Linked DNA regions of Homo sapiens: region 1 is linked to region 2. A link is a loop called in an ENCODE intact Hi-C map of the cell type or tissue named here. Cell type or tissue: HCT116. All regions are shown on one strand. Links, peaks and the distances in the headings refer to the core of each region. The heading gives the core; the rest is flanking DNA. Region 1 overlaps RGS6 (regulator of G protein signaling 6). Region 2 holds the start of LOC105370559 (a long non-coding RNA gene).

The links. Peaks named below come from ENCODE experiments on the same cell type or tissue, not always from the same donor. Only the 100,000 strongest peaks of a DNase experiment are listed, where the experiment ranks them.
Region 1: it touches region 2 in a loop (4-fold over the local background); 4 of 110 quality-filtered maps call a loop at or near these places.

Annotation. Positions count from the first base shown.
Region 1 is chr14:72,095,902-72,112,182 of GRCh38, forward strand. The region is part of intron 2 of RGS6 (regulator of G protein signaling 6); the gene reads left to right. Among named protein-coding and RNA genes, the nearest start is that of RGS6, 170 kb to the left of the region's middle. In HCT116, for the core only: a CTCF peak has its summit at 8,313 (motif pointing right); a DNase peak (open chromatin) is centred at 8,340; H3K27me3 peaks cover 426 bases.
Region 2 is chr14:72,414,916-72,431,196 of GRCh38, forward strand. All of the region lies in intron 3 of RGS6 (regulator of G protein signaling 6), which reads left to right. It overlaps LOC105370559 (a long non-coding RNA gene), which reads right to left and starts at 4,296. Exons shown (of 4, transcript XR_944018.3): 1 at 4,220-4,296; 2 at 2,806-2,933. In HCT116, for the core only: CTCF peaks have their summits at 6,040 and 6,241; a DNase peak (open chromatin) is centred at 6,016.

The sequences.
Region 1 (16,281 bases), core at 5,837-10,836, 320 kb before region 2:
GGGGACGAGATAGTTTTGCTTTGTTTCAGAAGATTTTGCTTTTGTTTTTCCCAGCTAAGAAGGGAACCTTAAAAATAATGAGGAGGGCCGGGTGCAGTGGCTCACGCCTGTAATCCCAGCACTTTTGGAGGCCGAGGCAGGTGGATCACTTGAGATTAGGAGTTCAAGACCAGCCTGGCCAACATGGTGAAACCCCATCTCTACTAAAAAATACAAAAAAAATTAGCTGAGTGCGGTGGCACGCACCTGTAATCCTAGCTACTTGGGAGGCTGAGGGAGGGAGAATTGCTTGAACCTGGGAGGTGGAGGTTGCAGTGAGCTGAGATTGCACCACTGCACTCTGCACTCCAGCCTGGGTTACAGAGTGAGACTCTGTCTTAAAAAAAAAAAAAGAAAAGAAAAACACACAGATGTATGAAATAGAGCTTATTAATTCTGTATATATTCACAGAAAACGCATACTTTTATGCCTTGATTATCTTTAGGTGATCATGGGGAACAGGAGCCCAAAGATAATTAACAACTGTGCTAAAACAACAAAACCTCAATTGGGCTACAAATGTCAATATCATGTACACAGGTGGAAAAGACTCTTCTTTGATTTCATATTTTTCTTTTATTTCCTTGGCATCCCTGTTCTGGTTATGTCTTGCTGTGTACTCTAGACATAGGTTTTGTGGGTTGACTGAGCTCAGCCGGGTGGTTCTCACTGGGGTCTCTTATGCCCTGGCTCTTAAATGGCAGCTGGGGCTCCTACACATGGCATCTCCATATGGCTTAGGCTTGTCACAGTCTGGTGGCTGGGTTCTGAGGCTGAAGTTTCCAAGAGACCAGGGGGGCTGCTGCAAAGCTTTTAACCTGAGCTTGCAAGTCATGAAGCATCCACTTTCCGTTGGTTGTGCTGGACAGCCCAGATGAAGGGGCAAGTTCCCAAGGACGTGGATACCTAGAGGCATGGTTCATTAGGGACCAACTTTGGAGACAAACAACCACAGTCTCCTTCCTTCTCTTCCCTTGGGGATTGAAAGGGTTATCAAAAGCTGGCCAGAAAGAGAAGCAAAGGGTGAGGATACCGCTGCTGCAGCACGTCTGTAGTAGGGAATGAACCCAGAATGTGAAGAGTTGCCATTCTAGTACCCTCGAGTGTCCTTTTCATGCCATTGGAAACTTGACAATAGTAATTGGGAGTGAGTTGAAATCTTCAGCTTTCTACCTTTGTATTGTCCTTTCAGAGCAAAAAGAAGTAAACATTAACTTAAAAAATGCTTTTGATATTAATAGTTACAAACAAAAAACAAAACATGCAACAATTCCAAGCTCAAATCAAAACCAACACTGAGCTTTGAGGTGCAATTTCTATTCTATGTGTGTGGCCATCTCCTCTTGTGTTAGTGGCTGAGCAGAGAATGCTCCATTCCAAAATAAATAGAATTAATTTTCTTAACAGCATCTTTCTTTGTGCCAAGAACACAGGGTTACAGGAAGCACATCTGAATGTACCATTGGCAGGTTAAATCATTCTCTTTACTTTGGTCTTTGGTGGGTTTTTATGTTTGTTGCTTTTCATCTGAATGAATGGCAATAGAGCAAGTTTTAAAAATCCTTAGGGATCTCCAGAGATTCCTGTCTTGCTAAGAAACAGGAAGGCCGCAATTAGCAGAGACCAAGAATGAAGAGGAGGAGAAGGGGGCGGGTGTCTTTGTTGCTGTAAACTACTAGTTTTCACCATTCTGCACCTTGGGCTGTGTTGCTGCTGCTACCTGGAACACCCTTCCTCCCCCTCCTCTGCCGGGAAGACTCCCACTTAGCCCAGATGCAGCCCAGCTGCTGGCTTCTGCATGCAGCCCACCTCTTCTTGCTGGACAGGGTGGCGTCTTGTCCCCCACACCCACAATTCCTGTGCCTATCACTTTGTCTCTGTATTCCTTCCTCAGATTGTAGCTCCTTAGTGGCAGGGACCAGCTCTTAGCCTGATATCATCAGCCAAGCAACGTGTAGGATGCAGAGGTTTGGCAAAACTTTGAAAGCGGGAATGTATAGTCAACTATGTCGATGTCTGGGTCATTTTTCCAATGTCTGGTAGCAATTGTGTTAGGTGGCTTATACCTCTCCTGGACCCACACATAGCAAATTCTAAAAATAACAAACTGGACCATATAAGCTTTTCCAAAAGCCTGGGGTGGGGGAGATGTTATAATATCCTGACATAGCTGTGCTGTTGTTCATTTCACCTCTGTCACCTAGAGCAACCCCCTCCATGTTTTCCAAAACCGCCCCCATCCTCGGGGTCTGGTTTGGGACCCCTGTCCTCCTGGAGGTCCTCTTTGAACCCTCTGGACCCTTCTCTCAGAGCCCTCTGGTACCTTGATGTCACAGCATTTCCTGTAATTTCATTTCCCTGGCCTCTTGGCTAAGATAATAGGCTCCTGTCCTTGCTTTTTCTCTGTCCCCTGAAAGGGGTGAAGTCGTGTGGACATGTGGCAGGTGCCACTATTGTTTATCTGCTGAACACTAGCACTCCCCGTGCCTTCATGCCATCAGGCAGGGGGCATTTGTTCTTTTGACGGTGTGGACAGGGGCAGAGTTTAGTGGCATTGTTCTTTTTTAGCTTAATGAGCACGAACTGTCAGAGCTTGGACCAAATTTTTCTTGCAGATATATTTTGATTGACAGGCACAGGATTTTTGGAGATAATTGAAAGAGTTGCCAACATTTATCAGGAGACTGTACATAAAAATACAGAGTTCCAGTTTCCCTCAAAAATTTGGAAGTTTTGGCAAAATTGAGTCCCAATTACCAAAAATTGCTTCTAACCAAGCAGTAACTATTCCCTTCACACAGAATGAGCCTCCCTTCCCTCATTTCCTGTAAAATGGTACTGCATGTTCTCCTCTTTCATTTGTGTCACCTGCCTCATTGGTGGGTAAGTTGTTCTAGAAAATGTCTATCATATGTGCTGCTGTACTGCTAAGTGCGTAGAGCCCTAGTACCCACAGGGCACACACAAACAAACCTGGTATACAAAGAACTTCTGTGCGGATTTCTTTCTTATTGTGCACATTTTAAGGGGCATCAGTCTCTGTCCATGCATCCTTAGAATTGTATGGCTTTTTCATGATTTGATTTATTCAACAAGGATCGAACAGTCTGTTTGTATTGAGTATTTACTATATATTAGTTACTGTTCTAAGTATAAACTCATTGATCTCACAACTCTGAGATGGGTGCTTTTACTATCTCCATCTTACAGATGAGCAGCAGTTTTTTTGTTGTTTTTTGAAATGGAGTCTCTCTGTCACCCAGGCTGGAGTGCAGTGGTGCGATCTCGGCTCCCTGCAAGCTCTGCCTCCTGGGTTCATGCCATTCTCCTGCCTCAGCCTCCCGAGTAGCTGGGACTACAGGTACCAGCCTCCATGCCCGGCTAATTTTTTATATTTTTAGTAGAGACGGGGTTTCACCGTGTTAGCCAGGATGGTCTCGACCTCCTGACCTGGTGATCTGCCTGCCTCGGCCTCCCAAAGTACTGAGATGACAGGCATGAGCCACCGCACCCTGCCTAGAAGCAGCTTTAATACCAGGTCACACAGCCAGGAAGTAGACTAGCTAATGTTTCACCTTAGGCACAGGTGGAGGGAGTCACACATCTGTAAGATTTGTTCCCAGGACAATATCATTTTCTTTAAATGTCTGTTTTGGGAGGACTTCAATGAGCTCTCAGATAGAAACACCCATTTCCAGGGAGCATTCTTACCCTAGAAAAAGCTTGGGACAGTTGTATTCAGACAGCTCTGCTGTTGACCATGTAAGGAACTCTCTGCCACTCTTCCTCATAGCTTTGGCGGGGATTATTTGTCTTTAGACTTGTTCCTTTTTGTGAAAGTGACAGTAGTGATAGTCATTAGTAGTTAGTAGTCATGGTTACTTTTGTTGAGCACTTACAGTGCCAAATGTAGTAAGCACTTTCAAACTGTATTACTCTCCCCGTTTCTACTTGGGAAACTGAGTATTACTGTGTGAGTGATGGGGACTTCTTGAAAGATCCTAAACATGGGAATGTCGTAATCAGGTTGCTGTTTCATGGATTTGGTTCCGAAAGCCAAGCAGAGAGCGGGTCACCAGCACAGTAGTAAGAGTCAGGAAAATTGGTTGAGACTGTTGTGTACAGGGGAGAGTTGCTTGGGGCTTGAACTAAAGGGACGGTGAAGAGAGGGGTAGGTTTGAGAGAGACTTAGAAGATAGTAATGGCAAGGCCTGGTAAAAGACGGGAGTGATTTCCAGTTTTACAGTTTGGACGGCAGCATGGATAAGAAAGAATATAAGGGGCTGGGTGTGGTGGCTCAGGCCTGTAATCCCAGCACATTGGGAGGCTTAGGTGGCCAGATCACTTGAGGTTAGGAGTTCAAGACCAGCCTGGCCAACATGGTGAAACCTCCTCTCTCCTAAATTAGCTAGGCGTGGTGGTGCACACCTGTAATCCCAGCTACTCGGGAGGCTGAGGCAGGAGAATCGCTTGAACCTGGGAGGCAGAGGTTACAGTGAGCCAAGATTGCACGACTGCACTCCAGCCTGGGCAATAGAGCAAGACTCTCAAAAACAAAACCAAAAAAAGGTAGAAAGAAAGACTGTAAGAAGGCTAAGAAGGCATCGTGCGGACAGGGGAGTGAAGTGTCACAAACTGTCAGTTTGATGTACTCTGTGACTTTCAGTTGAAGATGTCACAAGATTACGACAAGGAGCTCCCAGTGTCTTCACGTAGTTTTCCCAGCTTACTCAGTAAATATTTGTTCCCTAAATGAATTCATGATTTCCATAGTTACTCAGTAAATATTTGTTTTCTAAATGAATCTATCTGTAAGCAACTCAAGTAATATCCCCTCCTACCATTTATCTTAATGTTTGAATTTCATCTCCAACCACTTAAATCATAGTCTCTGGGAGATGGGAGCTAGGCATTGACATTTAAAAATGTATGTTCGGCCAGGCACAGTGACTCATGCCTGTAATCCCAATACTTTGGGATGCCAAGGCAGGTGGATTGTTTGAGTTCAGGAGTTCAAGACCAGCCTGGGCAACATGACAAAACCCTGTCTCTACCAAAAATACAAACATTAGCTGGGCTTAGTGGCATGCATCTGTAATCCCAGCTACTTGGGAGGCTGAGGTGGGAGGATCACCTGAGCCTGGGAGGATCATCTGAGCCCAGGAGGTTGAGGCTGCAGTGAGCCGTGATTATGCTACTGCACTCTAACTTGGGCAGCAGAGTGAGACCCTGTCTCAAAAACAAACAAACAAAAACCTTTGTGTCCACAGATATTCTAATTTGTGGCCAGGTCTGACAGCCACTGCTTCAGTTTTAATGAAACAACAGATGAAACAGGTCTACTGAGATGTTCTTTTACTCATCCATCAATTTCATTTTTGAGTGTCTACCACTGTTTTGAGCTCCATGAAACTCAAAAGTAAGCATTGATGTGTTCACCTCTGTGTTCCTAGTACCAGAACTGTGCCTGGCACAGAATAGGTGCTCAATAGATAGTTGTAGAATAAATGAATGTTTTATGATTCTGAGCACTTAGAGAATACTGCGCTCTAGTAACATACAACCATCAGTGTCTGTAGCTGTGGCAGGAGGCTTTCTGCTTCTGAGGTCTCTCTGTCTGGACTGTTGTGCTATTATCCTCTCATGTTTCTTCAAGGCAGAGGGGTTGCTGCCTGGGAAAGGTGTACACTTTGGAGAGTGAAGTCAGACTTTGCTAAGTGAACGCTTGGATACGTGTTGTGCATCTCTGTTCCCAAGTACCTTCTCTGCTATGGACTGAATTGTGTATCTCCAAAACTTGCATGTTGAATCTCTACCCCCAGTGTGATGTTATTTGGAAATGGGGCCTTTGGAAGATAATCAGGCTTAGATGGGTCCACAAGGCTAAGGCCCTCATAGGGGAATTACTGCTTTTAAAAGACTAGGACATTCTCTGATCCTTTGGAAGTATATTTCCTTTCCATCCTCTTCTCTATTACCTGCCTTCCACCTGCATCATTGGAGTTGGCTTCTTGGTGTTGACAAACCTTACAATACTCAGGTTGAAGACAAGAGCAGCCGAGAAGGAGCTTTTGTAGGGAGTGGTTGTCAGTGTCTGGTGCTTTAATATTTCCTTCCGTTGGGATTTGGAAAAGGCAGTCCCACATAGAAAATTGTTCCAGCCGAGGAACAGCAAGTCTGTCTGTCAATCTCTGGGTATATTGAAGACATCTCTCTGAGTATATTCCAAATGTACTCATCAGTGACGTACTGCTTCTCCAGAAGGTCCCCTTAGGAAGTTGAAAAAGATTCTAATTCCTAACACAGTAGCTCCTGCTATTTTCCTATGTATGTTTTTTTCTCGCTTTTATCTTCTGCTTTACCAAAATACATTTACATAAACAATATTAGTATGTGTACAGAAAATATGAATAAAGAAATAAAGATTAAAAACCTTAGAAGAAATGAAAATAAAAACTTAAGAATTGGAAAAGAATTCTAAAATCTCAAGGTTGACCAAGCTGGAGGGTTTTTTTGTGCATATTTATTGCAGTTCTACCTTGTGCCAGGTTTTAGATACTTTCTTTTAATCACAGAACTTTACAAGATACGTATTATCTCTATTTTATGGATTAGAACATTTAGGCTCTGAAACTCAAGGGCATGTAGCTGCTACATGGTAGAGTCAAGATTTTAATTTAGCATGCCTAACTGTAAAGCACCTTTCCTTGGTCTAAAGGCCAGTGACAGTTCCTAATGAAAGTTTTCACACGTACACAATGAAACAAGAAAATGAAGACAGTGTAGAAGATTTTTGATAAAGCAAAATACAATTAACTTTAAGAAACCTGTTCATTATTTTAAAATACCTATATTGGCTAAAGTTTGGCAATCTAACGTCAGACCCCTAATCATTATATATATATTTTTTTCTTAAAAGTCTACTCGTTCGTGAAATCACAAGTTCACACTCAGGGTTCGTGATTTAATGGTGGAACAAAACAGAATATTTAAAGTTGGGAATGTTCCAGAAAAGCTAGATTTACAAGATTGTCTTAAGGCCCCAAAGAGGAAACAAAGATTTGGCTTGCTGATCAGAGTTAAACATTGTGTACAAAATACCTTAGGAGGAATTTGAGACCTCCGTTATTTCAGACTTAGGAAATAGCCCTTTCTTATCTCTCATATAATGGTACCTGTCTCTCAGGAAGCTAGGCCTCCCTTGCAGTGGTAATAGCTGGCCTGTGGAGCCCCTTCACATTGCATTACGGCAATTCCAGTGCCTCCCTTTCCCGTTAGGAATCTAAGCTTGTACTACCTTTTAAAATATCTTCAAGAGTCAATATGTGGATATCTGAGTGTCAAATCTGGCATGCACTGTATTTAAGTATCACTTAGGAAGAAAAGCAAAACCCTCAGCCCCTTGAAATGATTTTTAAATTAACTTTTTGGTGGAAAAGTCCCATTTTATCTGTGCAACTTAATACCCTTTGTGCAATTTTAGCCAACTTCTTGAAAACACAGGAGGAAAACAACAACTTTCATTATCTCTTTTGCTCTGAATAGCAGCAATCATCAAACCAACATCCACCACCTTCTTGTTCTCCTGAACTTACGTATTTTTGTATATGCAACAACTTAGGGAAAAACATAATGGCAGGAAAGAAAACCTTTTCCCCTAAGTAAGAAAAATCACAGAAAATCATTAGTGTGCTAATTAAGGAACAAAAATCAAATTGTGAAAGGTTTCTTACCCAGATTGAAATGAATAGGCCTGGGCTTGTTCCCACAGTGGAGACAGGGCTCCCGGAAGTATGCTGGAAGCATGCAAGGCCACTTGCCGCCTAGACTCAGAAATGACACATCGTCACTTCCACCATGTTCCATTGATTAAAGAAAGCCATTCAGGCCAGCCCAGATTCAAAGGGTGGAGGAAACAGAGGTTGCCTATAAAAGAAGGATTTTGACCATTTTTACAATTTACCAAAGGAGTGACTTGGTCGAGGATATTAACTAATTTAAAGGAGTTAATGTAGGTGAAGCTCTTAGAATGCCTAGTGCATGACAATTGTTGTTTTGCTATTTTTTATTATTATTACTGTATTCTCTCTAGGCGTTTCCCCCAGGAGCTTATTGAACGTCCTTTAATCTTTTGTTTTGTTTTTAAAAATGATGTTGGAGGAACAACGGTGACTTTTCAGGCCCTGGAAATGCTACATATGGGATGGTATCGTAGAGGTGTTTCTTTGCCTCCCATGGGCGCCCCCGGTTTTGCTCTCTCCCCCTCTAGGTGGCGCTGTCGGGGATCCCCAGCTGTCCCACGTTGTCTTGCTTTTCCTTTCCTCTCTGTCAAAACGAATTCTCATTCTTGATTCTTACCACTGCAGTGTTTACCAACTTTGAGTGATATATTTCCCTTTTAAAGAAAAGCAGTCTTGTGAATTTAGTTGTTGTTTTATATTTTTATTATGTTACTTAAATATGTACAAACATAAAGCTATGTATAAACTAATTATGCTTGCTCATAACTTTTATGCATTTATAAAATAAAGGAAATGAAACTTGAACAGAACAGATTTAAAAATTAAAACTTCAGAATTTCAAAATAGCAGCATTAACCTAACATGACAGATGATATTATTTTTACTAAAACTACATCCAGACGCAAAGCCACCGTGGCCTTTGATGCCTCAGTTACCCCACACCTTCTCTGTTTGGACTCCTGCAAGCTCTTCGAATACAGTGTGCTGTGAAATTATTATCAAGTTGATTATAAACACAAATATGAGAACTGAAGTTACCTGACAGTGCTTGGTTATAAGATGGCTGTTTAACTTAGTGCTCTCAAATTTTACTGTGCAGGTAACTCACCAGGGATCTTGTTAAATTGCTCACTTTGGTACAGAGGGGCAGGGGTAGGGTACAGAATTCTGTGTTTTAAATAAGCTCTCAGGTTATGCCTGTTGGCTGATCTGGGAATGACACTTTGAGTACAAGGATCTGACTATGGTTCCATCATTTGTTTAGATTATTAAACACACAAATATTTAAGAATCAGTCGAAAACATGTTTCTGGATAGGTCCTTGGTCTCTAGTCTAGTCACTGCACTAAAACATACAAGCAGTTAGGTTGTTAGAGCATTATACTAGCCCTATGGGAATCAGATCCAGACACCAAGCATGAAGTTGCATGTATTGAGTATCAGGCATCAGCCAGTAATATAGGGAGGGAATGATGATTGTACAAAGACCTCCCTGGACATTCCAGATGCAACTCACAGATGATGACTCCTTGACCAGTGGGACAGGCCTGATGTGGTTTTGCCTCTAATAAATCAAATCTTTCCATTTTTACCCAAGTAAAATTTTATTTGTACTTTCCTTATGATCACCACTCACATTTTGCCTGGTCTTACAGTTTAAAATGTGGTACAGCTTTCTTTTTCTATGTTAATATTCTGAGGGCAAGGATCATGTTCTATTCCTTTTTGTACTTTTCATACAGCAGGCATACAGACATTTGTGGAATTGAATGTATTAGCTAGATAAATCTTGAGGGTGCCCTCTGCTATTTGCATAACCAAGTTTTTTTCTGAAAATTCCAGGAATTTTGCTCTTTCTGTTATATTTCAGACTCGTTATTTTATTTACTACTGCTGCTTTTTTTTCTTCCTAGGAAAGATTCCTAAGATTTAAATGACTAAAGCTTAGTCTCTGATATTTGAACATAAACCACATTTTTATTGCTCTTGGCTCTCAGGTGCGCTTTGCTTTTAATTTTTATCTGAGAATAAATGTTGAGAAGATTAGAAACGCTTATTTAGTTGATAATCTGTGTGACCAGAATTTATCCTTTCTAAATAGTTCCATAGCAGTCTTCGAGAGAGAAGTTCTGGTAGAAGAGGAGGTAGAGTGAGTTGTTCTTTAAAAAGGAAATGCAAGTTTGTAGAGAGATACCCAGGTGTGGGCTTTATGCATGAAATATTTTTCCTATGAGAAAAAGGAAAACAGTGCCTGACCTTATCAATAAACCATTGTAAGACGTCTTCAGCGTAGGTCCCAAGGACATTCCAACTGTTCTTTTGGACTGAGAAACTCTCAGGTAGTGGTTGGGAGAAAAAGATCCAGAGGTCGCAGTGGGATATTTAACAAACATATGAATCAGCTGTATAGCACATCAGAGAACAGAGAGACCAGACATAAATGCATAATAAGGCAATATTCTCATGATATTGATAAGAACTTTTTTTCTAAGTTCTGTTGATCTGTCTTTCTACCCATTCAATCATTAATTTAACATTGTATTGAGAAATTAAACACAGACTCAAACTACACAAAATAAGCATAGTTTAATGCAAAGATTCCCAAAATATGGTCTCCAGATCAGCATTGCCTTGGAAGTTGTGAAAAAAGCAAATGTTTGCACTCCAGTGGAGATTTACTAAATCAGAAACTATGGAGGTGGGGTGTTTATTTTAACAGGCTCTTCCGAAGCTTCCCATGCATGCTTGAGTTTGAGAACCAGTGGCTTAGCATGAACTAGTATGAGGTGGACACTTTGAAACCAGCACCTAGCTAAAGAAATAGACCTGCCAGTCACTTCAGAAGCCCCTCCATGTGTCCCTTCCCAGCCATAATTCCTTTCTCCTTCCAAATTACCCACTCTCTTGAGTTTTCCAGTAATTACTCCCTTGCCTTTTTATAGTTGTGTCACTGAATTGCATATCCCTAGCCGCAATCATTTAGTCTTTTCCATGGATATTAACTTATCTTTCAGTCTATGCATTCCCCCATTGTCCCCTCCTTTTCCATACAGTGTATCTGATGAAGAACTTGGACTGTTAGACCTGTTGGAGGTTCTCAGAGTGGATTTTGCTGGTTGTGTACTCATGGTGCAGTGTAACATGTTCCTCTGAACTTCCTGAGTATCAGCAGCTGGATATAGGGGTTTCATCAAATCTTAGTCCTGTCCTTTTGCTAAGACTATAGGTGGGACTGCGTTTTTTGTTTTTTTCTTTTCTTTTTTTCATCAGGAGGCGCAGGAAGTCTAGTTCTCACTGTATTTTGATGTTAACAGCCATAGATACTCAATACTTAGATCGATTGAGAGAAGCATAATGGTGACAGTCTGTCATTTCATTTTCATTTATTAGCTGGAAAGTCTTAGATGGAATAAATTTAGATCACTATATGGCTACCTTGTGGTAGATTTCACACTTGAAAAGCCGGTTGAATGCTCAGTTTTCCTTTTATTTACCTAATTTTCAAGATACTGAATTGCTTCCCTGTCATGTTCAGAAGGGGACCAATTAAAGAAAAAAACAAAAAAAAAACATGAACTACTAGGTTTAAACGTAGTGGAAGAGTAATCAAACCGTAGCAAATCATCCCTATTGAAGCTCAAATTGTCCCATTTTTGGCCAGTGGGAGCCTCTTCAACTTGGCTCTTGATTCCTTTTGGTATAACTCTAGCACTATTTGATTCCTTCCTTTTTTATTACAGGCTCATCTTGTGTATTTCCTGCCCCAGACCAAGAGTCAGCCATTTCTCTGAGAATGCACCCTGCTCCCCCAGTTCTTTTTGATAGGAAAAAAATGTCAAAACCACAAACCAGATTCTCATAACTACTGACTTGATTCTTTTTTACTGAGTCTTTTCAATGGGCAAAACTGGGAAATATCCACTTCTATATCTATATAGCTTTTTCTATACCTATACATAGATGTTATATGTATTTAAATATATTTAAAGTTAAAATACCTCATGAGTTTATACTGATATTTCCAATTCAGGACTACAGGGTTTTAACGTCTTCTGTATGGCATCTATATCTTCTTTTTCCTGCCCAAACAATCTTGATTCTCAAGGACATAGAGTATGCTAGATTAGAATATGTCATAATTACTCATTTGCATGCTTCCACATTACACACACAATATTAATACTACCACCACCAATTATGATTACTAAAAAGAATTAAAACATTTTTGTGCATATGCTATTCTCATTTTCCTCTATTATTTTATAGTTATACCTAATCTGTTTTTATCAGGTAATAGTTATTAATGCTATACTCTCTTCCATTTAACCCCCATTTAATGTTCTTAGTTTCATATATTTGATGGTCATCACCATTTTCACGTCAATGACATGACACTTGGTTGTCCAAAGCTCATTCTGTAGTAGTCGCCTTAGGAAGAAGTTATGGGAACAGAATACCTTGTGTTCTTACATGTTGAAAGAATGTTTTCTCTACTTAATGTTCATTTTTGCTTGGATATAAAATCCTTGGCTTATATTTTCTTTCATTGAGTACCCTAGATACATTAGATCATATCCTTCTGGCATAAAACCCTGTCAAATTCTAGTGATAATCCAGTTTTTATTTTTTCTTACAAGTCACATTCTCTTTTTGCAAGAAGCCCATAGAGATTTTTTTTCTTTAAAGTCTTGTCATTTTACTAGCATATGTCTTGATGCTGATAGTTATGGGTTGTTATTCTCACATAAGTAGTTTCTTTTTTTGTATCTTAGGACAGTTTTTCTTGATTTATAGTTTTTAAAATTTGTTATGTTTTCTTGTTTTACTGTTTCTGCCTTCTTTAGAGACTCCTGTTGTCCTTATGTTGCATCTTACTTGTCTGTCTTCAAAATTTATCAATTCTTGAAGGCTTCTTATCTTTCTTAAGTTCTTTTGATTTTTTTAAAAAAATTTAATTTCCCCCTTCTACTTTTGAAGTTATTTGGTTTTATTATTCACTCTTAAGTTTCTTCTAGTTAAGCCTTTTTAAGAACATTTCTAATTCTTTTCTAAGCTCTGTCACCTTATTTCTGAACTTTTTCTAGTTCCAATTTATATTGTTCCTTCATGTCTAGCGTGTTTTCTTAGTGTCTTTTGGCAAATCTGGAAATTGTATGTTAGAATTGTGATCTGATTTTGGAGCCAGTTTTCTTGGTGTGCTTTCATTATCTGTGGAAATGTTGTTTTATTCGTTTTCCTCTTTTATCCTTAAGCAATAATGTGTGGAATTTTCTCTCCATGCTTTTCTGTTGCTCATTTTCCTCACGTTTTAGAAAGAGACTTTGTTCAGATGGATTTTTCTAACTTCATAGAGCTCTGTCTTCTATTGTTTTTATGTAATTTTTTTTAAAAAACTTGCTTTGTAAATTTTTATGTTGTTTTTTCCTTTTCCACTGTTACCTGAATCTTCTCTTTTTTTTTCTTTCTGTTTTGCTCAATTTTATTTTTTTCCCAGCAGCTTCTCTCCAGTGTGGTACCTTGTTTTGAGAGCAGGTGCTGGCTAATTGTGTAACAATTTGTGATTTATCCTTACCTATTTGTATCTTGATGTTTGTGAGGATACCTTGTCTCCCAGTTTTGTTGTAAATGTCCATTAATTTTTGAACATTCTGTTTGATTTCATTGCTCTGTCTTTCGACATGTAGGGATTCTAGGAGTTCCAAAAACTGTGTCACTGCTACCACTGCCATCTCCTCAGGAATTCCTCAGTTTTTCAAATGATGATTTTTGAAATTTTAGAGTCTATAACTTGAGAGATATAGCATTTTTGGAGCTGGGACAAAAAAGTTTTTAACTTAATTATGGGAAGTAATGAAAAGAATTGGCTTCTAAAATGCAATGCAGAGATGCATAAATGTATTCTCTTTATCTTGCCCAATTACAGAGCAAAATAGATGACAATACAGAAATAAACATGGTCTGGAGTAGAAGTAGGTTAATCCGCATGCTTTAGATTGACTTACAGTATATACACTTTATTTCTTCATTCAGTGAATAAATTTATATAGTGCCTTACAATGGACAGATACTGTACAACATAAAAAATATGTTGACCCTTGCCTGTCTGGCCTACCTTGAAATGCTGTGTATAACAAAATTACACACAGAAGACCTCAGATGTGGCAAAGTGAAGTGAGAGGGAAGTGACTTTCCCAATACCACACAGTACTTTGAGAATTAGACCACAAGCCTGGATATCTGTAACTCCCAATCCAAGACTTCTTCCACCCCAATATTCAATCTCATTACTAAGTGTCAAGAAAGTGGATTTGTTACCACCAAAAAAAGAAAACTTTCTGACATTGAGTGTGTGCTGTTTTTTGAAGAATGTTGTGAATTCTCTGTTCTTAAAAAGTCAGTAGTGCAGCTTTCAATGTAGAGTTCTTTTGTTCAGGCTTACACAACTATCACCATTCACCAGATAACTTGCTGTATTCCAGACATCATTGGCTGCTTTGTATACATATTCTTATTTAACCCTCACCACCTGGCAAAGCATTGTCCTCATCTCTAGTTTACAGAGGAAGAGACTTATTTTAACTCAGAGTATGTTGTCCAAAATTACCCTGCTAATAGACTGGTGATTCTGTGGAAACAGACACTTTCTTCTTTTATATGTAAAGTGTTCTGGGTAACAAATAATACACTCTCTTCTCATCACTGTGGGCACCATGGTCTGGGTGCCTCATTGGCCTCTCTATCCCCTCCCAACACATACACAGAAGAGAGGAGAGGAGAGAAGCATCCTAAATGCTTGACTCTCTCGGCAGAAAGTCTACTGTGTCTAATGGTCTTGTAGGAGGGAGGCAGCGACATCTCTCTCCCTGCCTTCTTCCTTTCCATTCCCCTCTCTACTAAATTAGCTCCCTGAGCATCAGAGTGTAAATCCAGTTTCTCTTACTTGTGCAAACATGGACATTCTTATGCCACTTTGTGTGTAAAATTTTTACATGAAGTCTATAACCTGTTGCTTTGGTATGTAAGGCTGTAGAATGAGCAATAACGAAAACCAGAAATGTTTGGGGGAAAGAAGTTTTTGTCTGATCTTCTATATTCATTGACCCAGACAAGTGTCACAAGGACCATGAGAGTCTGGGGAGCCTGGGACATTGCCCACACTCTGCTAATGAAGAAACTGAACCACACCTACATCTTTGTCTAGTCACACCTAGCAGCCTCTGACCTTGCTCTCCTTGCCTCACTCTGATCCCTCTAGAATCCATTGCACATACCAACCAACTCAGGCCCTAAAACTCTTCTTTTGTGAGGTTACTTTCCAGTCTTTAACCTATTGGCTTTTTCTCATTGTTCCTCAAATCAAATCTGAACTCCACTGTCTGCAAGACTCTCCCGTTCTTTTCCTGACCACCTTGGCTGACAGCTCTTGGAGAAGAGGGCTTAGATTGATAATAATCTGTGATCCTTTCCTTCCACCTTGCCTAGCTCTGCCAGTTCATGGAGTAACATTTTCTTTTCCACAGTTACTGTAAAAAGAAATCGATTCTTTTTAGCTAAAGTAAATGACATCCAACTCTCCTTACATGGAAAAAAGGCACTAAAGTGCTGACAGATACCATCTCAGGAATGGATGGATATTCTTGCTGTTTCTCTTCCAGGACAATCAGAAACAAATTTAACTGGTGAATGGCCATTCCATGTGGAAGGGAAGTGGTAACATAGGGCACTAGATTAACCTAGTGCACTTCTCAGTAGGATTCATGGTATTTCTATGTAATTTCCACTTACAAATTACACATCTAATAGAATCTTAAATGGGAAGACAAGGATGAGTCATATGCCCAATCCACATTTATGTCTTCAAAATACGCTTTGAACAACAAAGCCACATATACATGTTAAAAGGCCTAGTAAACTTCTAGAACACTAGAAAATCCTGATTGCCAGGATCTGTTAGTCACTCCACTCCAGACAGGGTTTTGACAAAATGCCTTTTCCCAACAGAGGTTACCATCTTCACAAGAAGACCACATTTGTATATATGTGGCCAGCAGCATTCGCCAGGGTACGTACCTCAAGGAAGCTTCAAATGGCCATTCAGTGCGCACTCAAAAGGGATCCTCAGAGGAGCATTCAGACCATTTGCTTAAATGATTGTGTGCTCATTAAGGTGGGCAGATCTGCAGTCTCAACTAGAGATCTGGTAGTTAATCTGGGTCCAGGATGTTTCTTAACTAAACATGTTAAAGGAGCCGGATAGGTTGCTCTCTACTGCCAATTTATCGGTTTTACTTTTCTCCTTGGCTACAGTGCAATTTGGCTCTTTGGTTTAATCCCCTTGAGAAGCCAGAATCCATTGGCATGCGGAGCTCTGGGTCTTAGAGCAATATGGCTCTAAAATGTACGAGGTTTATTCTGATGGTCCCTGTCACATTAGCAGATGGTGGCATTTACCATGTTGATGGGAGAGGAGTCCTTGTGCTCTCAGCCACAGATGGCCCG
Region 2 (16,281 bases), core at 3,757-8,756:
TTGTCTCAGGGGAGTACCTGGTTGTGTGAGGTGTCAGTCTGCCCCTACTGGGGGGGTGCCTCCCAGTTAGGCTACTCGGGGGTCAGGGACCCACTTGAGGAGGCAGTCTGCCCAGACTGCGTGCTGAGAGAACCACTGCTCTCTTCAAAGCTGTCAGACAGGGACATTTAAGTCTGCAGAGGTTACTGCTGCCTTTTGTTTGTCTGTGCCCTGCCCGCAGAGGTGGAGGCTGCAGAGGCAGGCAGGCCTCCTTGAGCTGTGGTGGGTTCCACCCAGTTTGAGCTTCCTGGCCACTTTGTTTACCTCCTAAAGCCTGGGCAATGGCGGGTGCCCCTCCTCCAGCCTCACTGCCGCCTTGCAGTTTGATCTCAGACTGCTGTGCTAGCAATGAGCGAAGCTCCGTGGGCATAGGACTCTCCAAGCCAGGTGCAGGATATAATCTCCTGGTGTGCCATTTGTTAAGCCCGTTGGAAAAGGGCAGTATTAGGGTGGAAGTGACCCAATTTTCTGGGTTCCGTCTGTCACCCCTTTCTTTGACTAGGAAGGGAATTTCCTGACCCCTTGCGCTTCCTGGATGAGGCGATGCCTCGCCCTGCTTTGGCTCACGCACGGTGCGCTGCACCCACTGTCCTGCACCCACTGTCCAGCACTACCCAGTGAGATGAACCCGGTACCTCAGTTGGAAATGCACAAATCACCCATCTTCTGCGCTGGTCATGCTGGGAGCTGTAGACTGGAGCTGTTCCTATTCGGCCATCTTGGCTCCACCCCCCCGGCAACTGCCTATTGTTTTACCTGATATGCACAACATTGGCCATTAGTGTTACCAAAGCAACATCCATCACAAGAATTAATGCTTCTTGATTTGAATTTTACTCCTCTCTGTCTCTGTTTATGTGCATTCATTTGATTGTACACTTGTATAAGAACTAAAAGCATAAAAAGTTTATTCCTACATCTGGCACAGCTCACGTCTGTAATCCCAGCACTTCGGGAGGCCAAGGCGGGCAGATCATGAGGTCAGGAGTTCAAGACCAGCCTGACCAACGTGGTGAAACCCCAACTCTACTAAAAATACAAAAATTAGCCAGGTGGGGTGTTGCGTGCCTGTAATCCCAGCTTCTCAGGAGGCTGAGGCAAGAGAATTGCTTGAACCCGGGAGGCGGAGGTTGCAGTGAGCCAAGATCGCACTGCACCCCAGCCTGGGTGACAGAATGAGACTCTGTCTCAAAAAAAAAAAAAAAAAAGTTTATTCCTAGTTTTACATTTGTAGCATTGAAATTAAAAGAATCTAAATAAATAACAGAGCACTGTGAGAATTTGTTGTTTAACAGAGCTCTATATGCATTACACAATTTCAAGGAACATTGATCTGAATGTTCCTATCCCTCATGGACCTTGAGCCCTGACAAAAGTTAATAAAGATGGGTCTCCTTTTCTTCTTGTCCCCTGCTTTCAGCTCTGAATGAGAAAAGTTTTGCAAATATGTCGGTACTTTGTATTAAGCCTAAAACTTATAAAGTATCAGATTTGTAAGTTGACTGTATTAACTTTAATTTCTCAAAGTGTTCTCAGTTAATTAGGTTAACCTAAAACTAAAACTATAAAGTGATTCCTCCCCTACCAAGAAAAAAAAAATTAAGCTGAAATCCTCTGTTTAGAGTTTCAGGCCTTTGGGCTGGACTCCACAACCCTTCTCAGGAAGTAGCAGTAGACACCTGACCTTAGGCTGTAGTGCTAATATAACCTGTGTCAGTAGCTGCCCCATTGCAAACAAGGAAATGATCCTCTGAAGTCAAACTCAGGAAGGAACAAGAACCTGTCTCTCTGAGCTCTCTAAAGAGTGTGGTTAAGAGTATGAGCATTGACAACAGACTGCCTAGGTTCAGATACCACCTCTGATGCCAGTTATGTGATTTTGGGCCAGTTTCTTAATCTCTCAATGTCTCAACAACATGAGTCTAATAATAGCATATATACCCCTATAACCATGGCATGAGGATTAGACAGGTTGATTGGTGTGTATAAAACACTTGGAACAGGGCCTGGCACAGGGTATGCCTTAGTAGATGTTAGCACTGCATCACGACTGCTACTATGATTACCGTCCCTGTCACTGTTGCTGCTGCCACCACAGGCAGGTCAGTGGAACGTCACCCTTCAGGGATTTATCAGCGCCACTCCCTAAGCATGCCACCTGCATGAAGGGCAGACATGAAATTGTGCCGCCAGCGTTCTGGTTTCTTCAGCGCTCCCTGCCAGCTGAGCTGTGTGAAAAGCACTCAGCTATGAAAAAATGAGAAAGATTGATTGAAATGTTGGTGAGGTCATTGTCAAATATTCTCTGTCAACTGAATGACTGCAAATAGGGAGATGACTGCCCCCCCACCAAGTCAGCCTAGGAGGGTTCAGTCCTTCATTTATTCATTCACACATCACTCCTTCACTGTGCCAGCCAGCCATGACAATTAAGTGCATTTGGGAGGAGGTGGCAGCTGAGCTGGAAAGGGGGTTTGGCATTATGCTGGGAAGGTGTAAAAAGCCAGGCTGAAGATTTGGGCCGTCTTTTTTTTTCCCCCAGATAGTGGGGAGCTGGATTTGGAGACAAGAAACCTTTGTAGACCCTCTGGCACTCTCTATTGACAGATCACTGCTAGGAGGCAGTGTGACTCGGAGAACCGCATGGGCTCCGCCACCAGCTCTGGGTTCCGCACTCATTAGCCAGATGACCTTGGGCTCATTATTTAGCAAGCCTGCACTTCTGTTTCCTCACCTACAAAATATGCATAAAATAGCAGTACATACCTCACGGAGTTGTTCTGGGGCTTAAATGAGTTCATCTGTGCAAACATTTAGACGAAGTGCTTGACATAATCAGAGCTATGTAGGTGCTGTTAATTCTTCTTTGCCCCACTGGTCCCCAGGTTCCATATCTGTAACAAGAAGCAACTGGACCACATAATTTCACATCCTTTTATACCCAAGTTTTTGATCAAGAGAGCTCAGGCTGTACTTTAAGCTTAATGTGACAGTGATTTATAGCATAGCTTGGGGGCGATCTGAACACTTGGGGGCAGAAAAACAAGTTAGGCTTTCCCTGTTTCCATCATTCTCCCACCTTTCCTCCATCTGCCTGTCCCCACCTGGACATACATGCCAAAAGCCACGGCCCATTTTACTAGATCTAGGTAGTATGGGAAAAGACCATGAAGCGGACACATCATCTGTACTGCCAGTGTCTCTCTTCAAAATAAACTTTTTTTTTTTTTGAGCCTGAATCTCACTCTGTTGCCCAGGTTGGAGTACAATGGCATGATCTCAACTCACTGCAACCTCCACCTCCCGGGTTCAAGCAATTCTCCTGCCTCAGCTTCCCAAGTAGCTGGGATAACAGGCACCTGCCACTACAGCCGGCTAATTTTTGTATTTTTAGTAGAGATGGGGTTTCACCATGCTAGCCAGACTGGTCTCAAACTCCTGACCTCAAGCAATCCACTTACCTTGGCCTCCCAAAGTGCTAGGATTACAGGCATGAGCCACCGCGCCCGGCCCGCTTCAAAATAAACTTCTTTACCAGGAAATAGGATTAAGAGGAGGTAGAAGGAAATTAGAGTAGGATCAGAAAGATAGAAAAAGGAGTTTTCTCTGAAACAATAGGACAGCCAGATACAGGCTGAGCAGGCCCAATGATGGATAGAGAGGCACATCCACTGCTGAGCTCTAACCTAGAGAGAGAATGTCTCAAAACTCCTTGCATGGAAGGTGCCTGGAAATGTATTTATTCTCCTGTTGTTTATTCTCACCTCTCTTCATTCCTTTTTCTTTCTTCTGTCCTTGAATCGCAGCAGATAAAAAGACAAATCTGCTGAGAGGATGCATGTCACAAGTGGTCAGATGAATTACAGCCATAGCACCATATAGATAAGAGGCAAGGCTGGCGCCTGGGCAGGTCTGAGAGGGTCCAGGAGGACACACACCATATCAAATTGTGCAATTTAGCAAATGGCTGGTGGCAGACTGAAATGATAGTTAATCTGTTTTCCATGCACTAAAGGCTTTTGCCAAACTAAGATTTGCTGTGAAGACCCAAAGCTGGAGCCCACCCAGGGAGCGGGCTGCCTTGGATGCGTTTCCCAGCCTTCTACAGTGGATGCCAGTAAAACTAACTAGAGACATGAATGGGCACCAGGATAAACACAAGGGGATATTTTGTTCTTACCATTAGAGAAGGATACTGCTAACTGGCAAGAAGTCCCATGGTTGTTATCTTTTGATTAGTAGTAGTAAAAATACTATTTAAAGCTAGTAGCATTTTTTGAGAGCTTGCTTTACACTGGGTACTTTTTCAAGTGTCTTACAAGTATTCGCTCATTTTATCTGCACGGCAGCTGTATGAAGAGAATACTGTCATTATCTTCACTGCATAGGTGAGCAATGGAGGCACAGAGAAGTTCAGCAACTTGTCCAAGCTCTCATAGCTGGGAAGTGGCAGAGCCAGGCTTTGAACTCAGGCAGTCTGACTCAGAGTCCAAGACTGCCGGCCTGAATTGTAGGAGAGAGACAGTGCGGGTATACCAGGAACCAAATCCTATCGGCTGAACATCAGTGTTTAAGTCGAGCCCAGATGCTCTGCACAAAATACAATGTGTCTGTGCACATGTGACTGTTAATCAGCCATTTCCTTGGTTCCTGCTTTGTGCTGGCCACTGAGCTGGACCCTGTGGGATGGATAAATCAATGTCAGTCATGCCCCTGGAGACCTGGCTGTTGCAAAAAGGCTCCTGAAATCATCATAACCCAAAAGAGAAAAGGGCAGGTGCTGAAGAGAAGTATAGGTAAAGAGCAGCAAAATCATAAAGGAGGGGAGACTCTTTGCCTCTGTGGTATCAGGGAATGCTTCTCAGAGCGGGTGGCGTTTGCCCTGAGACTTGAAGTAGGAATTTAAAAACATAGAAATGCAGTGGAACGGGAAGAAGGACATTCTAGGTGGAGAGAAGTAGAGCAAAATGGTCCAATCTGCCCCCCTAAGGGTGTGAGACAGAGAAGTGGATGGGAAGGCCAGGAAGGCTGTCGCCATGTGGGCCGAACATGGGGAGGGAGGTGTTTGTCAGAATCAGAATGGACTCAGAGGGAAGCTGAGCTAAAAGCTTCAATTTACAGATGAAAGAAGAAAGAATTTGGATATGTGACTCACTCAGTGTACCAAGTTCGTGGCAGAAGTAAGTCTCAAACCCCAGGCTTGCCTCCAATTTTCTTTGCACTGATCTCCTGGCATAAACATGTGGCTAACAAGGGTCTCACAATGCCAGGAGGGTGTTACGTTTTTATAACCTGTTCTATTTGAGGGTCTCCAAAATTACATATTTGAAGTTAATATTAGCCAGATGCTAACTGTCTGCAGGCAAGAATAAGCACCCACTTTACATTGGGAGAAGCTAGAGATTTGGGAATCAGGATTTGCTGCAGATACTTTGAGGAATCTAGGCCTCTAATCCACAGTCTCCTAAATTCTGGAACTTCTGGCTTAATTACACTTTTTAATAACCAGTCATCATTGCTGCATAATTTGTGAGGTCTGGTATAGTATGATTCCTGTTCCCTTCAGCTAACCCTGCCCCCACCCCCATCCTTTAATAAACGTAAAACTTTTCTTTCCTGTGAATTCATTTTTTTCCCTTTTATCTTTTGGACCTTTGCAATTAACATATTAATATTTAATTCATATTACCTGAAGGTCCAAGAACACTTTTAAACTCATGAAAAACCTTCACTAGTAATTTAGCTGCTACCAAGGTATCCCTGAGCCCTCATTATTTGCCTCTGGAAAATGCCGTAAACGACATCTAACAGGCTTCAGCTCTGTACCTCTACAAATAAGAAATTAAGCAGTATTCAGAACGCCATTGATTATTAATTTAAAAGAAATCAAAAATCAATATCACATTCCTGTAACCTGGCAGTTTTTCTTAACTGAAGGCAGTTGCCTGCAGAAGCCTTGTGGCTTTCCAGAGCAACGGCGCCCCTTCGTGGTGATAATGTGAACTGCACCCCAGGCGTGATTGAAAATAAGGCAGAAAGGAATGCCGGCCTCGAGCAAGGACACCGGTTCATGCCCAAATCACTTCTGCTTTCAGCCAACAGACTGTTTCTGCCAAAAGATGGACGCAGCTAGATTTTTTTTTTTTTTGTACCGATAATCTGTCTTAAAACTTGGAGAGGATCTCTTTTCCCCTGTGAAGTCAGGAAAATGACAGCAAGCAGCATGGATTGGTTCGAATAATTTTCACCAGAAATGTGGGGTGAGGGGAAGGGATGGGACTGGAGTCAGAGCAGTGATCTGGCGGGATGGGGTGATGAGCCATACGGAGATGAGGTGTGGCGCCACGGGCTGGGAGTCAGGGATTATAGAGTGAGGGTGGGGTAGGATCTTCCTGGTCATCAAAACTATGAGAAATGTAATTATTTACATTTTAAACTAAGCCAAAGACTGTATTGAAATGTCTTACACCCAGAACAGAGAAGTGGTATCACCAAAGTTCAGAATTCCCAGCTCTAACGTGATGCCTTTGGGGACTGCCTCCCCACCCCAGGCTGACCTAACACACCCCTTTGAGAAAAGAGGATTTAGTTTCTCCTGACTGTGAATTGAATATGTGGGATGTGCCCCTCCAGGAGCTTCTAAAATCACCTCTGCTTTGACCTTGAGGGGCCGTGGTAGAGGGGAGACAGCACCGGCTTAGAAACCCCACGGCTCGGCTCTAGTCCCAGCATCAGTGGAGCACCAAGGGGAGAAAGTATTCATCACTGAGGTATTTTATGATATGTATATTGTTCCTGGGCAGTTGCACCCCTTATCGCCTGCACCCTGTGTACAGCTCCCCATTCCTCCTCCCTTGGAGGCCACTGTGCTATGTAACTTGCTGTGGGCTGCAAGAAAGACTGGGCTCCCGTTTCCTCTTCTGAAAGGCAGGAATCATGCTCCCGGCTGACCTCACAGAATCATTCCACAGATTAAATGGCGATATGGCTTGTCTGTGTTCACACTCAAATCCACATGTTGTGGGAGGGACCTGGTGGGTGGTAATTGAATCATGCGGGCAGGTCTTTCCCATGCTGTTCTTGTGATACAGAACAAACCTCATGAGATATGATGGTATCATAATGGGGGGAGGTTCCCCTGCACAAGCTCTCCCTTTGCCTGCTGCCATCTATGTAAGACATGACTTGCACCTCCTTGCCTTCTGCCATGATTGTGAGGCCTCCCCAGCCACGTGGAACTGTAAGTCCATTAAACCTCTTTCTTTTGTAAATTGCCCAGTCTTAGGTATGTCTTTATCAGCAGCATGAAAATGGACTAATACAAATGGGATGTAAAAATAAAATTCTTATATACTTAGAACGGCAATATGAGCTTTACATCTGAGTTATGCTATAATATCAATCAACATATATAATAATATAAAGTAGTATATTTATTATAAGTTATAATAACAGAGTGAGATAGCTTAGTAATTTCTTGTTAGTATCTGCAATCTTGGGGAAAACAAATCTAGAGAAATAAGTCCAAACTGGAGCTGCAGAGTCAAGTGGGCGAGAGAAAGAAGTCTCGCTTTTTTTGTTTTCCAGGAAAGCTCAGGTCCAGTTCAGCAGGCCAGCCCAAGAGACTGGGAGAGCCCTATGTACTCAGGAGAGCAGCCTCACCCCTCGTCCTTGTCCAAGATTGGGGAGTGGGTGCCCACAGCTTGTATGTGTCCCCATGAGAGTGGGTGTCATTATGAGGAGCATCAAAGGGCCAAGCACAGTGGTGACAGATGTGGGGGAATTTGCCATTCTGAGGGCAGAGGAGGTCAAACACAAGTGGACTCGCTTATTAAGCCCAGAAAGAGAACTGGGAGAGGAAGGCCAAGTGAGGATGGAGGCGGAGATCCAGGGCCCATCTGCAAGTCAAGGAGCACCGAGGATGCTCAGCAGCAGAGCCAGGAGAGGGCATGGAGCGGACTCGCTTGCAGAGCCTGTAGAAAGAACCAACTCTGCCGACACTTTGATTTTTAACTTCTGGCCTTCAGAACTGGGAGAGAATAAATTTCCATTGTTTTAACCCACAAAGGAAGAAAAAGACTATCAAGAGTAGAAGGGCCTGACAGGTGGCCACACGGCAGGTGAGTCAGAGAGTTGAGTCACGTGGGAGGTAGTTTAGAAAAGGATTTGTGAAGAGGGCCATCCCCTAGCAGCGTGTTGAATATAGTGAGGAATATGAGATGGAAAAGAATCTTTTTAGAGAACATGGGTGCCAGACATAGCCACAGACAAAGTCGTGAAATAGACAGAAATTTGTCCCATTTATGGAGACTGTGGTTTTCCACCCATATGTCCCCCCACCCCATGTCATGTTTACCTGGCCCTCAGGCTCACGCTGATGGCCCTGGGCTGCTTTTTTCCCCTCAAAAGCTGATGTCTGGTCTCTAATTATAAGATACAAGATGAGATGGAAATAATTGTTAACAATGTATTCATTCAACAATGGATTGTGTAAAAAAAAATGTGGTACACATACACCATGGAATACTACACAGCCATGAAAAGGATAAAGTCGTATTCTTCACAGCAACAGGAATGGAGCTGGAGGCCATTATCCTAAGCAAATTAAAGCAGAGGCACAAAACTCAATACTATGTGTTCTCACTTATAAGTGGGAGCTAAACATTGGGTCCTCATGGACACGAAGATAATAGTAACTGACACTGAAGACTACTAGAGGGGGTAGGGTGGGAGGGGGACGAGGGGTGAAAAACAACCAGCAGGTCCTTTGCTCAGTACTTGAGTGACGGGATCATTTGTCTATCAAACCTCAGCGACATGCAATTTATACATATAACAAACCTGCACATGTACCCCCGAGCCTAAAATAAAAGTCAAAACAAAATATTCATTCCCAAATCATTTACTACATACAAATCGTTAAGTCAGGATCCCTGCTGTGACACTAGGGATTATAGAAGTGTTGAAAGCTTCATTCTCATCCAGTCATTCATTCAGTGCCTGGCTGGGGTTGTGATAAGCAAAAGCAAACCCATCCCTCTCCACATGTAGCTTCCAGTCTCGTGGTGGCATTTCCTCAGAGGATGAAGCCATCCAGGTAGCATAGCAGGCATGAGGTGGTTCCAGTAAATGGAGGTGGGACAGTCTCCTTGGGCTGCCACCCTGCTTGGGGCTATTCCTGGTAGGGCCTGGAGCTCTGCCTAGAGAAGCCCACATGCCCTCTCCTGGAGTCACAAGGGCAGGCCAAGTATTCTGTCCTATTCCAGTCTTTGCTAGAATGTGTCAAGTGCTGTGGGCTTGAGTCCTTGGCAATTTTTGCATGGGACTTAGTTTGGGGGTAAGTTTTCTGGAAACTTGAAATGTTTCACTTAAAAAGAAAAATGCAGGATTCAAAGAAGTAAAGAGTAACAAATAAATAGAGGCTTTTTTAGTTCAGGGGTCAGCAAACTGAGGGCATTGCAGCTGTTCTGGAATTAATGCGTGTCCGGGCAAGGGTCAGTAATTCTGAGATGCCGTTCTGTTGCTTTCAGGCCTTTTTTGGTGAAAACTCTTAAAGGAGGTATAATTCTTCCCTTGCTGGGAGTCTTTGTTTCAGAGGGGTTGTAAAAAAAGATTCCCAGAGGATAAATCATATCTGTATTAACTTCCTAATGAAATGAAAAATTATATCATTGCTGATTATTCCTCCTTGGCTGATATGGAAAAAAATACTATTAATACTTTTTAGTGTGATTTTAATCCTTTGCATTCACGGATATTTGCATTAGTATTTTCTGGACATCATCTTGTTTATATGGATTTTATTCATTGTAAGATGCCATCAGATCCAGGCATCTGAGTTCTGGGGGGGCAATGCTATAATCCCTGCCCAGAACCAAAACTTTCCCTGTGCAGATGGTCTTTCAATAGAGTGGAATGTGTTTGGGGTTTCTGCATATTTCAGTTTACAAACCCTTCAGTGATGGTTGTCTTCATCCTGAGTTTGGCTCCATGCTTCAGAAGATGCAACAGTGCTGAGAACGGTGCCTGACATGCAGGAAACATTCAGTAAGTGTTTGCTGAATGAATGAATAAATTAATTCAACAACAGCTAATGAAAGCACATCCCTTAAAAAGTCTCGGCAATATTGCGAGCATAATACCAAAGGCAGAAACCATAAAAGAAAGAATTGATGGATTGGAAGGGGAAAATCTTTTTTTTTGAGACAGAGTCTCACTGTGTCACCCAGGCTAGAGTGTAGTGGTACAATCTTGACTCACTGCAACCTCCACCTCCCGAGTTCAGGCAATTCTCATGCCTCAGCCTCCCAAGTAGCTGGGACTACAGATACACATTGCCACACCCAGCTAATTTTTGTAATTTTAGTAGAGACGGGGTTTCACCATGTTGCCCAGGCTGGTCTCAAATTCCTGACCTCAAATGACCCACCCACCTCAGCCTCCCAAAGTGCTGGGATTATAGGCGTGAGCCACCGCAGCCGGCCAGAAGGGGAAAATCTTATAACATGAATTTCAGATAAACTGTTACATCCTTAATACTTAACGAATTCCTGTTAATCAGTATACAAATATTAGTACCCAAATAGAATAAATACCGATGGCCAATAAATGTATTAGAAACATTTGAATCTCACTTATAAAAACATAGTTATTTTCCTAAATGGGGTATCATTTTTTCCCAATCAGATTGGCAAAAATAAACAAGAATACAAATCCAGCCTAGCACATGTACGTACTTTCAAAGGGAGGATAATTTGGTTCAACATGTTTTGAAAGCTGGTTGTATGGTATGTTTTGAAACCTTGAAAATGACCCAGAAATTTTCCTTCTAGAGATTTATCTTAAGGAAATTATAGGAGGCATAAAAAGTTTCACCTGCTTATTGCTTTGTGGCTTATCATTGCAAAAAGAAAATGGAAAACTACTTCTTCAGCTAAAGGAAGTGATACGCTATCGTACTAGAATATTAAAAATGAAGAAGGTAGGGAAAAGAGAAAGAGAATCTAAGCGGTAAAATTGTTTGACCTTTATTTTCTTCTTTTTGCTTAGCTATATTTTCTAAAGTTTTTGTTAAAATAAACTCTTTTAACAAAAAAATTCTAAAAACTCATAGCTGCTTAGATGATAATATAATTATAATATTTATGTTAATTTTTGTTGCGAACGTATGTTTATGTTGAACTTACCAAGTGATCTAAGCTATATTACTAAGTTCTTTTCATAAGCCTCTGAGTTCATGTATATTAAGCCCTTAACATAATTCTTAGAGTTAAGCAGAGCAGGTGGCGTTATTCTTCCATGACCGCACTGAGACTCAGAAAAGTTACATGACTTATTCAATATCACATAATTAATAAAGAGTAAGACTGGCCACAAAGTCCAGGATGCCACACACATAGCTGAGTGCTTCTTCCTCTATCATAGAAACAAAAATCTGGATGACCATTAGGCCGTTGTTGGCCTGCAAAGGTGTAGAGCAAACTATTTTATGGTATTGAGAGCACTTATCTTGGCATTACTCCATCTGATTGTTTGTGTCAAGTAGGAAAGATACATTTATTATTCCCATTTTGTAGATGGAGAAGCTGAGGCTCAGAGAGGTTGAGTGACATTCCCAAGGTTGTACACAGTAAGTGGTAAAGTTAGGATTTAAACAGTTTTAGTCCGAATCCCTTGCTCTGTCTACTTCAGTTTGGCATAATAAATTCTTAACTTCCTTAACAGTTTGTCCCATCATATTCCTAAAGTTTTATGATTTGATGAAGTCTCTCTTAAGCTCCTTTTCCACATGGGTGGCATGGGTTAGCAAGATTTTGAGGGCTGATCTTGTGTGACAGATTGTATTTCCAAAGATGTCTGGAATAATATCTTGTGTCCCACATACTGTTGTGGAACTATCACCTCTCCATCCCAAAAGGTGGAACAGAAGCAACACTATGAAACTGCCAAGGCTAAATCATAAACATTCAATGCACTTCTGCCTTGCTCTCTTGGGATGTTTGTGCTTAGAATCCAGCTGCCCTGCTGTGAGGAAGCCCAAGCAACTCTGTGGAAAGGACCACATGGAAAGGAACAGAAGTGCCCAGCTCACATCCCTGGCTGAGCTCCTGGCCATCAGCCTAATTTGCTGGCCATGTGAGTCATCTTGAAAGTACTGTAGGTTCAAGGTTTACTTTCTGAGGTTTCAGTTATCCATGGTCAACCGTGGCCCAAAAATAGGTGAATATAGCACAATAAGATATTGTAAGAGAGAGACTATATAACTTTTATTTACATAACTTTTCTTACAGTATATTGCTATGATTTTTCTCTTATTAGTTGTTGTTAATCTCTTATGACTAAGTTATAAATAAAACTTTATCATAGGTATGTATGTATAGAAAAAACATAGTATATGTAGGATTCAGTACTATCCGCTGTTGTAGGTATCCACTGGGAGTCTTGGAACATATCCCTTGTGGATAAACAGAGACTACTGTAGATCCTCCTGCTCCTAATTAGCCTACCCTAACTGATGTTGCATTGAGCAAAGTGAGGTGAGCCGACCAACCTCTGCCCAAATTGCAGATTTCTGTGTAAGATAAGTGATTATTCTGTTGGGGGTAGTTTGTTATACTCATTTTCCCTCCTAACCCCAAATTAGGTGGCAGGGATGGAGGAGTCTTGCTTATCATCTCTCTATTTTTGTTAACTCCTCCTCGTTCAGGGTAGACTTTGGCACCTGGATCACAACCTTATTCTCCACCCCAAACCTGCCATTATCCTTGGTGACACCATTATCCATGAAGGGGACCCATTTGATATGTTAGCTTCTCAGTTCCCTGTCTTCTACCCCAAAGTCCTTCAAATTCAAAGTATCTTACTCTTTTTGTTTTAAAATTGCTTGGAGTAGTAGAGAGGACTCTAGTGGAATATACAAGCCAAAATAATCAGGAATTTTTACATGAGAGAAAGGAGGAATGTCGTGAAGGGCATCAAAAAGCAAGAAAGATGCTCATTTTCCCTTCCAACCCCAATTTAGGTGGCAGAGGTGGGAGCAGGTGAAAAGAACAAAGGGCATTGGAAAAGACCACCTGGAAGTCAGTGAAGACCAAGCGGTAAAGGGATCCTTAGCTTAGGCAAAGGCTAGATGGGGACTTATCTCACCAATGGAGCCAGAGAACAGATGTTCCAGATGTGTGTGTGGAAGTGGGAAGAGGACTGATTAAGGAAAGAAGAAGCTCAAAGCAATATAGAGATGAGACAGAGAAATAACAGGATTCCAGAGGCACTTGGATTTTACTCACCAAGGATGAGGGGGAATTAGTTGGTCTCAACATTTCTAACGGCAAAGTTACAGGTCACCTAATACATATTTATGTATTAGTTGGATCAGAGGATGGATGGATGGATGAGTGGGTGGGTGGATGGTAGATGGCAGTGGATGAACAGATGAATGAATGGACAGATGTGAGGATTTCTCTGTGGGAGATTCAGTTCGCCCAGGAGTGATGGTGTTTCTGAGAGAGCCCTAGCAGCATTTGTTATCTCCTAGGCTCTCTCTGAATGTTCGAAGCAGTGAGTGGCAAAGAGGAGGCTCAGCCCTCTCTGGATTGATCTGTTACTGGGGTGTACAGGCATTCAGTGCAGAGTTCTCTTCATCAATGGTCAAATAACTTCTGTTACCCACTTGTGATGGCTCCTGTAGCCTCTGGTTCGACTCCATGTAACAACTGAAGAGCAGCCTTGCTGCAACAGATAGGAAGCAGGTCTTATCTCTGATTTGAGAATAGAAGGCCCGGTGGGTACAACCTGTAGCACTTTCAATCCTGTAGAAATATAGATAGTGATGCTGTTGGTAAAAAGGAATCCACCCTTTCCAAACTTTTTCCTAAGTCAGTGGTTGTCAACTGGATGAGGTCTTGCTCAAGCACAAGTGTCTGGACCCCTCCTCTAGAAGGAGTGATTCTGCAAGGCTGAGCAAGCCTGAGAATGTGCATTTCTCACCTGTAATCCTAGCACTTTGGGAGGCCAAGGCGGGTGGATTGTCTGAGCTCAGGAGTTCAAGACCAGCCTAGGCAACATGGTGAAACCCTGTCTCTACTAAAATACAAAAAAAGTTTCCAGGTGTAGTGGCACACACTTATAGTCCCAGCTACTCAGGAGGCTGAGGCACAAGAATTGCTTGAACCCAGGAGGCAGAGGTTGTAGTGAGCCAAGATCATGCCACTGCACTCAAGCCTGGGTGGCAGAGCAAGACTCTGTCTCAGATAAAAAAAGGGATGTGCATTTCTAATAAATTCCCAAGTGATATTGATACTGCTCTAGGACCACACTTTGGGAATCACTTCCATCCTGCATGGCTAGGTTTAAATTAGGCATTCTTAACTTCATATGTGGCAGGGTGAGTGGATGTTGAGGGCCCCAGGTATATTCTTGAAAAACAAAAAGAAGTCAGTGATCAGTTAATTCATTCTAGTCTCCTGCTGAGACTGTTGTCTGGCTTATGAAGGCCAGGATTTTTGCCACCTGAGGCATTTGGAGAAGCCTATGAAGGAGAGTAGAGGAGAGGTTGGGGACAACAGAATGAAGCCAGCCAGAAAAAGAGACTGGGCATAGGGGGAATGGGAATTTGAGGAGAAACATATCATTCATCAGAACTTAAATCTGCATTTTTAGAGAAGATATTATAATGTGCTTACGTGGCCTCCAGATGTGCACAGGTGCCATAGGATAGAAGTAGCCCAGGGAAGCCTTGTCATAGATGGGCTACATAAATAGGAAGGCTTGCAGCAGTGTTAAAAGACAGCTGATATGATTAGGCTTTGTGTCCCCACCCAAATCTCATCTTGGCTTATAATCCCTGTAATCCCGTTGTGACAAGGGAGAGACCAGGAGGTAACTGAATCATGGGAGCGGTTTCCTCCATGCTGTTCTCATGATAGTGAGTTCTCATGAGATCTGATGGTTTTACAAAGGGCTCTTCCCCACTTTGCTCTGCACTTCTCCTTCCTGCCGCCTTGTGAAGAAGGTACCTTGCTTCTCTTTCACCTTCTGCCACGATTGTAAGTTTCCTGAGGCCTCCGCAGCCATGCTGAACTGTGAGTCAATTAAACCTTTTTCCTTTATAAATTAACCAGTCTCTGGCAGTTCTTTACAGCAGTATGAAAATGGACTAATACAACACCCTCCATGCAACCTGGAGAAAATGCAAAGTACATATAGCTCTCAAACTTCAGGAAGGGGATCCATATATGCAGACAGCCATTCTTTAAAATAACCTTTCCATTCTCCCATCCACTTCGCTCACACGTGATAGATAGTCTGTATTATCTCTTCTCTAACATCTCCACCCAAAACTAAACAAAACATTAAAACCCTCCAGTCATTATTTAACTTGCCTCTTTCTTCACCTCACTTCCAGTTTCTCCCCGATTCACATTCACAAAAGCCCAAGAATGTTATGGCTGATCAAGGACTCTCCTTTGAGGGTGGGAAGAAACTGCAGGGGTCAGGCCAGAATTCTCTTCTGCAGACAGAGGAGGGGGAAAGACAGGAAATAAGCATGCACAACGTTCACCTTTGTTGGCTGCACAACAGCTTGGGATGTGCACCCAGCCCTAGGTCTCCAGCTGAGATGTCCTCAGTTGTACTCAGCAAAATTGCCACCTTTTCTGAGTTATGAAAGCCTTCTCTCCTAGAGCCCCAGTATGTTCCTGGCACCTGCAGGCTTTTGGGTTTTGGTTTTGGGGTTTTTTTCTGTGTGGTGTTGTTGTTGTGTTTCTTCACCAGGGCATGAGTAGACAGATCCTATGCAGGCACTTTCTTTGTGATCTTCAGGATCATTTGTTTTATCTTGCCTCCCAAATGCTGATCACCCATGGGCATGCTTCTTGAGGGTTGCAACCATGGCTTTAAAACCCAGAACAGCTGGTGTCTGTGGTCTGCAGGGCCCAGAAAATATTATTTAATCCAGGAAACATTCCTTTGTTCTGCTCTGCTTCATTCAGACCTCTCCTGGGTCTTTTCCTTCCCCTGCTGGCTATCGATTTCCATCCAACTGAAGGGGTGAAGTTCAGAAGCCCAGGAGACAGCCTGAATAATGGGTATGCAAGTGTTGCATCACACATGCAGCAAACATTTATTAAGCATGTATACTATACAGGGCTGCAAAAGTCCATATGTACTAGGATCTTACAGTACACTTGGAAACAACAAGGAATCTGGGTATGAGGATTCTTTAGGTGGACCAGATGCCTGCTC